3 separate regions of the Homo sapiens genome follow, and regions 1 and 3 are each linked to region 2. The links are chromatin contacts, found by Hi-C or POLR2A ChIA-PET in ENCODE. All regions are on one chromosome and are shown on one strand. Each heading gives the region's core, a stretch centred on a gene start or an enhancer-like site at or near the end of the contact. The rest is flanking DNA. Distances are from core to core; before and after follow the strand shown. Region 1 holds the start of CHURC1 (churchill domain containing 1). Region 2 holds the start of SRSF5 (serine and arginine rich splicing factor 5). Region 3 holds the start of NUMB (NUMB endocytic adaptor protein).

The links. A loop is a pair of places that touch in the nucleus more often than their neighbours do. ChIA-PET counts read pairs that join two places held with the same protein, here RNA polymerase II (POLR2A). Pooled maps may share reads with other maps.
Region 1: a map of B cell shows a loop between it and region 2 (20-fold over the local background). The contact joins the promoter of CHURC1 here to the promoter of SRSF5 in region 2. A Hi-C loop is called at or near these places in 1 of 168 maps with a recorded cell type or tissue (B cell) and 4 of 50 pooled maps. POLR2A ChIA-PET finds 5 or more read pairs at or near these places in 1 of 52 experiments (T-cell).
Region 3: a map of CD8-positive, alpha-beta T cell shows a loop between it and region 2 (10-fold over the local background). The contact joins the promoter of NUMB here to the promoter of SRSF5 in region 2. A Hi-C loop is called at or near these places in 1 of 168 maps with a recorded cell type or tissue (CD8-positive, alpha-beta T cell) and 5 of 50 pooled maps. POLR2A ChIA-PET finds 5 or more read pairs at or near these places in 1 of 52 experiments (WTC11).

The regions. Positions count from the first base shown.
Region 1 is chr14:64,913,155-64,915,854 of GRCh38, reverse strand. CHURC1 (churchill domain containing 1) reads right to left here and starts at 1,400. Exons shown (of 4, transcript NM_001386928.1): 1 at 1,321-1,400. The coding sequence starts at 1,359. It overlaps CHURC1-FNTB (CHURC1-FNTB readthrough), which reads right to left and starts at 1,494. Exons shown (of 14, transcript NM_001202559.1): 1 at 1,321-1,494. The coding sequence starts at 1,440. RefSeq lists enhancers at 1,131-1,400, 1,551-1,600.
Region 2 is chr14:69,765,820-69,768,519 of GRCh38, reverse strand. SRSF5 (serine and arginine rich splicing factor 5) reads right to left here and starts at 1,378. Exons shown (of 8, transcript NM_001320214.2): 1 at 1,265-1,378; 2 at 238-382. The coding sequence starts at 363. LOC100289511 (a long non-coding RNA gene) reads left to right here and starts at 807. Exons shown (of 1, transcript NR_029378.1): 1 at 807-2,237. RefSeq lists enhancers at 452-501, 498-1,262, 1,372-1,421, 1,462-1,511.
Region 3 is chr14:73,457,156-73,459,855 of GRCh38, reverse strand. NUMB (NUMB endocytic adaptor protein) reads left to right here and starts at 1,310. Exons shown (of 13, transcript NM_001005743.2): 1 at 1,310-1,363. RefSeq lists enhancers at 1-447, 448-981 and silencers at 967-1,166, 1,357-1,446, 1,457-1,586.

The sequences.
Region 1 (2,700 bases), core at 151-2,650, 4.9 Mb after region 2:
TCCATTCTAATGAATGTATCAGTTACTTTTCCAATCTACTACAAAAATAATGCTGTTATGAACACTTATTTATAAAAGTCTTCAGAAGCATATACACATGCATTTTTCTAGAATGGGAATCACTGGGTCATGTCTGTATTTTATAAGGCTCACCCGCTTTTTCAAAGTAGTTGTACTACAGGAGAATTCATACTGTTATACATGCTACTCAAAAGCCTAAGTATTACCCATAAGATACTAAGACATAAGGAACTACAGAGACTTTCTCCCTCCTTCCCAACCAATGCACAAATTCCATTTCTGTAATTTTCCCCCATCCTCCAGCTCCTCACCTTCTTTTCTACCCTAATTACAACTGTCCTTCAAGTCTTAGATGATGTCCACCTTTTCTCAGGGGAGAACAGCACTATCCCCTATTGCCCTCCCCTTTCCCTAAACTTGAATAGCATTTCTGAACTGAGCTACTCATTTTTTGTTAGTCACATACTCCCCAAAACTGTAAGCTGTTAGGCAGCACCAAAGGTGCCTTTTAATTTCTTCTCTGAAACAAATAATCCAGCTGGACGTGGTGGCTCATGCCAGTAATCCCAGCACTTTCGGAGGCCAAGGCGGGAGGATCACTTGATCCCAGGAATTTGAGACCAGCCTGGGCAACAGCAGCACCCTGTCTCAAAGAGAGGAGAAATAATCCCTTTCTGGCCTAGCAAAGTAATCTAACTACACATATATAAATGTTCAACAAGGATGCCTTGAATGAATGAGAATAGACAAGCTTTGCAAACTCCTGAACCTGAAAGTAACTGAGATTCAGAAGGCGGTAACAGGCAGGAAACCTAAATTCTAGTCCTGGCTCTCATCCATGCAACTAGAATGTGAACTTGGGCAAGTGATTTCCCCTCTCTGGGCATCGGTTTCTTCATCTGCAAAAGTGTTAGAACAGATGACCACAGAGGTCCCCTCCAGCGCTAGAATTCGGTAAGAAAATTGTACTTCATCAAATCGAGCTTGAGGATGAGACCGGAAGTGGGGGTGGGGGAGTCCCTCGGTTGTCGACGGGGGTTGTGGTGGTGGTGGGGTTCCTCTGTTGCTCCTTGGAGCTCAAGAGAACGGCCACTACAACTGAGGTCAGCCGCCAGGGCGGGTACCAGAGGTGCAGACCGCCACAGGCCATCCCTGGTGTGCCTAAATACCGCTACTGGGTCACCGGGACCGGCAGTGCGGCCGAGTCCGCCCCACGTACGGCCTCTCTGGGAAGGCCAGCCTTGGATATGAGACACCTCGGGGGCCGCCCGCGGGCCAAGGGAGCGCCCAGTCGCTCACCCGGTTGGGATATTCCTTCTCCACACAGTCGCCACACATCGCGACGCAGTCAACAGGGAATGTCCTCCAACGCTTCCGGGAAGACGAAACCTCGCGAGAACTGAGATACGGTTGCCGCATGCGCCCAAGTACTCGACTCCTGGGTATTCCGTCTCGGGAACCGAGCCGAAGTCTCCGCCCCTTAGCAACTGTTGTCAAGGCAGGGCACAGTCTCCTTGGCACCGTGCGTGGGCAAAGGGTGGGGCTTCAGAAACCTTTGGAGACAGACGAAGAAATCTTGTGCGCTAACAGATGTGACGGGAAGGGAAAGGGATCTTGGGCTGAGCGAAGTTCTCACAGACACCTTCCTGAGCTTAGGCTGACAAGAAAGGCAAATCACGACACACAAGAAAGGGAATTATTTCTCGCTACCGCATATACAAATCTGAAATGTTAATGAATACATTTCTGTACCATTTCTTAAGGCAATGAGAGTGAATAAGAGACCAGATCTCAGCAGGTGAATAAACAGTAACCGAAGTGTTTGGGAAGAGACACTCAGAGTGCTGCAGAAAATCTCCTAAAAAAACACTTAAAATATTAGTAATAATTGGTCATTCCAGAGTCCTCTGGAGGACATAGCAACGAGGAACGTATTTCTATCTCTCTCAGGTGTCACAGAAGCACCTCAGTGGCGGGCAAGCACTATGTAAATAGAAAAATGGCCAGGTCATCAGCCATCCCATTACTGGGTATATACCCAAAGGATTATAAATCATGCTGCTATAAAGACACATGCACATGTATGTTTATTGTGGCACTATTCAGAATACCAAAGACTTGGAACCAATGCAAATGTCCATCAATGATAGACTGGATTAAGAAAATGTGGCACATATATACCATGGAATACTATGCAGCCATAAAAAAGGATGAGTTCATGTCCTTTGTAGGGACACGGATGAAGCTGGAAACCGTCATTCTGAGCAAACTATCGCAAGGACAGAAAACCAAACACCGCATGTTCTCACTCATAGGTGGGAATTGAACAATGAGAACACTTGGACACAGGGTGGGGAACACCACACACCGGGGCCTGTCGTGGGGTGGGGGGAGGGGGGAGGGATAGCATTAGGAGATATACTTAATGTAAATGACGAGTTAATGTGTGCAGCACACCAACATGGCATATCTATACATAGGTAACAAATCTGCACGTTGTGCACATGTACCCTAGAACTTAAAGTATATTAAAAATAAATAGATTTCAAAAATTATCTAATTGAATTGACTGCAGATATTTTGATTTCAGATTTGCACATCCATTTATAAATGACCTATTGGTTCACAGATTAAAAAACCAATAAACATATGTGCTTCCAAGAAAAGAAAGAAAGAAAG
Region 2 (2,700 bases), core at 129-2,628:
ATGGGAAGAGTATCTTAACGACACTGCCATACAGTCAAACCTAATCAAGGAGCCACTGGGAGTGGGGTTCCAGTGAGCCGGCAAGTTAAAGTTGTTTTCAGCCTCAATAAAATTCAGACATAAGGCTGGGTAACATTTTCTGAAGGCAAATATTCCACCCGGACTCAAGATCGAAAACAACTGCTTATCAAAACTCTACCTACTTAGCAGATAATTCACCCAGTTCTAAATACTTACCACAAAACCAAAGCCTCTTTTCAGATCAATATCTCTTATCCGTCCATATCCCTTGAAGAATCTTTCCACGTCCTTCTCCCTGGCCGCTGGATTTAGTCTCCCGATGAATACCCGACAGCCACTCATGATGTCCGGCTAGTACTTCCTATTAGAAAGTAATTCAATCGAGATAATAGCAATGACTGTCACAGAGAAACGCCTGATTAAACAATCAAAAACATCAACGGCATAAAATGTTTACACAGTGATGTTATGAACGAGATTGCCAACAGAGCCTCTAATGAGGCCAGGTTACCTGCAGACAAAATGAAAACCCAGCTCCCTCCCAACACGGTCCGCTACTGGGCCCAGACCGCAGCAACCGCAACGCCCACTGCCACCTTTCCAACTGCGCAGCCGCACACTCTCCGGGCTCTCCGGCCCCCTCCCATCTGCCGCAGTTAGGAAAGGCCGAGAAGTGCGGGCGGAGCCGCCCGCGCCCTCCGCAAAGCCAGCCCAATGGCGGCCTCGCGGGCGCGTCACAGCGGGTGGAAGCCAGAATCTCGCGACGCCTCGACCGCGCCTGCGCCAACAGCAGCGGGCGGGCGCTCTGCGGCCACAAAATGGCGGCGGTGGAATCAAAGGCAGCAGAGCTGCGCGTGCCAAATTCCCTCTTCCCTTCTCCTCCCAGCAACCCCCTTCTCGGGGGTCACTGCGGCCGCCCTACAAAAGGCCCAGCCGCATCGCCAGCAAAGTCAGGGAGATCCCGGCCCACTATTCTACGTGTCCAGGAGATGAAGACATTAAGACTGGCAGGGACGGGCGCACAACCGCTGTGTAAAAACGACCCGAACAGTGACCGCCCTTTCACCTCAGTACCCCTCAAACAGTATGCCAAAAGGGAGACGTGCCCCAGCGCCCACCTCGAATCAACTGCGCTCATTAGACGCCATCCTCCGCAAAGAGAGCAGCCCCGGCCGCTCACGATCTGAGCGGCCATGAAGAAGCCTCGATCCGAGAAGGCTTGCCCTCAAAGTGAGCCACTCACCTACCGGACGGGGTCTTTGGCGGCTGAGACCCAGACAGGTCCGTAGTCTGCGACGGAGTCGTCGACCTCCACGCAGACCAGGACTTAACTCGTCTACGCCACTCCACAACTGACGCACTTAGCAGCTCTGGCGCTCCACAAAATGGAGGGCGCGTCCTACGTCACTTCCGGGGACGCCCCTGGGCCTTGGGTCCACCCCGTTGGACCTAGGGAAGACGGAAGTTTTGGGAGGGCCGGAAATTTAGGAGGATGTGGGCCTCTCTGACACTGCGAGTGACCGAACCCTGCTCCCGCGGTGGGTGGGGTCGGGGGCGAGAACTCGTTTGGGCTCGGCCGGCTGGTGCCGGAGTCTGGAGGGACATCTGTTGACGTCGTTCGCCCCTGCTAAGTCCTTGGCGTTCGGTTCATCATCATCTCTCCCAGAAGAGTCTCCTGAGAAAAGTGGCAACCCTTCTTGTATCTAAAGTTTTTCTTAGACACCCAGAAGATTACTAATTAGGAGAAACTTAGCTTTGCAGAAATACCTGGCCTTTCCTTAGCTCTTGCTGCTTGCAATTTAAATTTGCCCTCAAAGCAGGGAGCTCCTAGATGTTCGAGTTCTTTTTTCAACCATGCCACAGCTGTGTGGTTTTGTTGTGGTGAGAAGACTAAGGCACTGAAGTATTTTTTAAATGAAAGGATTTTCACTGATGAAATGTTGAAAATGGGACTGCAGCTAGAAGGCTGTCTTGAATTGAGGCTGGAATACAGATTTCTGCATGTCCGTCACTCTGGGAGAGTGGCTGGAAGAGGTTTCAAGCTGTTTTTTGTTGTTTTTTTTGAGACAGTCTTGCTCTGTCGCCCAGGCTGGAGTGCAGTGGCGCGATCTGGGCTCCGCCTCCCGGGTTCACGCCATTCTTCTGCCTCAGCCTCCCGAGTAGCTGCGACTACAGGCGCCCGCCACCACACCGGCTAATTTTTTTGTATTTTTAGTAGAGACGGGGTTTCACCGTGTTAGCCGGGATGGTCTCGATCTCCTGACCTCGTGATCGGCCCGTCTCGGCCTCCCAAAGTGCTGGGATTACAGGCATGAGCCACCGCGCCCGGCCTCAAGCTGCTTTTAAGTCCAAATGGTATTTGGTTAATCCTCTCCGTTCAGATTTCTGTAATGTAACACATGAAAGTTTACAATTCTTTAGAAACAGACAATGCCGTGCTTTCAAAGTGGGTGTAAAACACAGCCCTCCATATTAACTCCCGCGTTGTCCCGATAAGGTTGGTAGACCTAGAAACTTAGGCATAAAGAGATTGCTTAACTTCGCTTTAATGCTTTTATGTAGAACCCAGTGCACCCCATTTTTGAGAAGTGCCTGGAATGTGGAGTTGCATGCTTGCAACTAGAGTTAAACAGAGAAAAAGTAGTTCCGGAAGGAGAGCAACTGACCCTTAACTCGACC
Region 3 (2,700 bases), core at 61-2,560, 3.7 Mb before region 2:
AAAAACACACACACACACAACCCGGCAATTCATTCAATGGCCCTAATTTAGACTGCTAGGAAGAGGTTTAGAAAAAAAAAAGAGAGAGAGAGAGAGAAGCTTTTAAAGTATCTGACACACAGCTAGTAGGGCTATTTAAGAACTGCTGAACAGAAAAACAAAGTGGCAGTGAGAGGTGGGGGAAAGCAGAATTCTCATTTCCAGAGCATCATAAAGGGTATAATGTGGCCCGCTTATTAGAAAGTTGCTGGCCGGGCGCGGTGGCTTACGCCTGTAATACCAGCACTTTGGGAGGCCGAGGCGGGCGGATCACCTGAGGTTGGGAGTTCGAGACTAGCCTGACCAACATGGAGAAACCCCGTCTCATGCCTATAATCCCAGCTACTCGGGAGGCTAAGGCAGAAGAATCGCTTGAACCTGGGAGGCGTAGGTTGCGATGAGCCGAGATAGCACCATTGCACTCCAGCCTGGGCAACAAGAGAGAAACTCCGTCTCACAGAAAAAAAAAAAAAAAAAAAAAGTTGCTAATGGCTGTCTGGTCAATTGGCAGGGGTCAGCCAGGAGTGGATCTGGAAGCTGGAGAACTCTCAATACGCCACTTCAGTTTATTGACGACATTTATAATTGCAACCGAAGTTGACTGATTTCTGCTAAATGAAAGTTTGCGCTTTGCCCTTTAGCATTGAGGCTCCTGGAAAGAACTTCAATGAAATTGGATGCATTGAGACCAAAGAAAAGAAGGGGACATTTTTATCTCTCTGATACCTTTCTCCCCAGGGCTTGGAAACACTTCTTAAACACAACCTCTAATGTTGGTGTTTTGTAAGTACTACCCCTATGAATAAAGCTAGCAGAGATAAGCTTCTCCTTGCAGGAAGTGAGCTGGAGAAGTGGAAAAGTTTACAGAGAAAACTCTACAACAAAGACTTAACCCTTCCCGGGTAACCACGAATGTGAGCGTCTGCCCCTCCTTTGCTTTCTACTGCGCAACCAAACTGTGCACAAGCGTGAATCAACCTTAACCGTCACGTCTCTTGCCAGTTAGCTTAACAGACACTTTTAGCAGCCTATCATAACTTCGAATTGCCCAACCCTCAACCAATTACAACTAAAGCTTGGGCTAGGACGCTCCAGGTCCGGGCGGGGGCGAATACCGGGTTTAGGAAAAGGGGCGGTAAAGAGCGATGACGGGCGGGTATACTAAACCAATCAGAGAGGAGAGCTGCCGCCCCACTATCCAATGGATAGGTTAGAAGTATGAAAGAGGGTGGGCCTGTTGTCATGGGGGAGGTGGTGGCGCTTGGTGGCCACTGGCGGCCGAGGTAGAGGCAGTGGCGCTTGAGTTGGTCGGGGGCAGCGGCAGGTGAGTGCCGGTAACGCGGGTCAGAGATCTGGGGGCCGTCGCGGGGCGGAATCTCCAGCTCAGCACTCCGGAGGCGGAGGCCGGAGGAAGGGGGCCTGGACTTCGGGTCGGGGCCCGGGCCGGGGCCGGGGCCAGGGCGGAGGCGGCGGGGGCGGCGGCGAGTTCGCGCTGACTGGGCTAGGGGGAGAGGGGCTGGGCTTCTGGCTGCGGAGTTCTCCCGAGGAAGGTAGGCTACGGCCGGACCCGCGCGGGTCAGGCCAGGAGGTCCCTTGGGACGTCCAGCTGCTCCGGTCTAGCGCGCTGACCGGCGGCCACTGTGTGAGGAGTAGGTATCTGAGGAAACGGAAGCGGCCAGGGTCCCAGAGAGGGGGTGACCTGTAACGACCTGCTTCAAGGGCGGGGTGTCTTGGGAATACCCAGGACGGCTTGGGTGCCAGGGAGAAAAGGAATCCGGGAAGCCCGGCAGCGGCCGGTGAGGAGAGAGCGGGGTGGGGGGCAGGGGAACTGGGAGTGGCCCCGGTCCGAGGGAGGTAGGAAGGCCGAGGGTGGCCAGGGTCCCGGGTGACAGGGAGCAGACTTGCTCCAAGTAGGGGCGTCTGAGGAAACGCTCGGAGGGGGTTGGGGACCCTCCTGAGAAAAGCGGCTGTCCAAGGGAGGGGGCTCCTGGAGAGATGAGGAGCAGCAGGTCTTCGGAGGGTCGGACGAGTAGAGATCTTGCACCGCCTGGGGGAAGAACCGGAGCTCCCTGCGCCCCCATAGCTGAGCTGGGATGGGAGACCCAACTGGCCTGGCCGCTCCGGCTCTGAGGATCCCTAAGGGACCAGGAAAGAAGTCCTCGAGGAGTGGCTCGCGTTTGAGACCGGGGTGAGGAGCCAGCAGGGGAGTGGAAGTTCCCTCGGTCGGAGAGGAGTCATGCAAAATGGGACGGAGATGGGCGGAGGTGGGAGAGAATCCCTATAGGAGGGGATAAGGTAGAGAAAGAAAGTTGCCCGAGGAGAGAGTAATGGTTTCGTGGAACTGGCTAGGACAGTAGATATATGAGAAATTAACAGTGGAGCCATGTAGGTTCACAGGTCTTCACAAATAGAAGAAACTTCAGTTTCGTAATTAATATCAAGATGACATCTAGGACCAAAGCAAAGCTCCTAAAAGCAAGGTTAAGTGACTTGTTTTAGAAAAGAAATTTGTTTTAGGATGATGGCAGTAATATTAGGAAATAGGTTCATTGACAGGGTGGGGAATTTGGGAGGGAAAAGGGGAGGAGTAGCTGAACTAAAGGAGTAGAAGTAAATACTTATCAGAAAGAGGGTAGGCATACTCGGCTAAAGTGAAAAGAA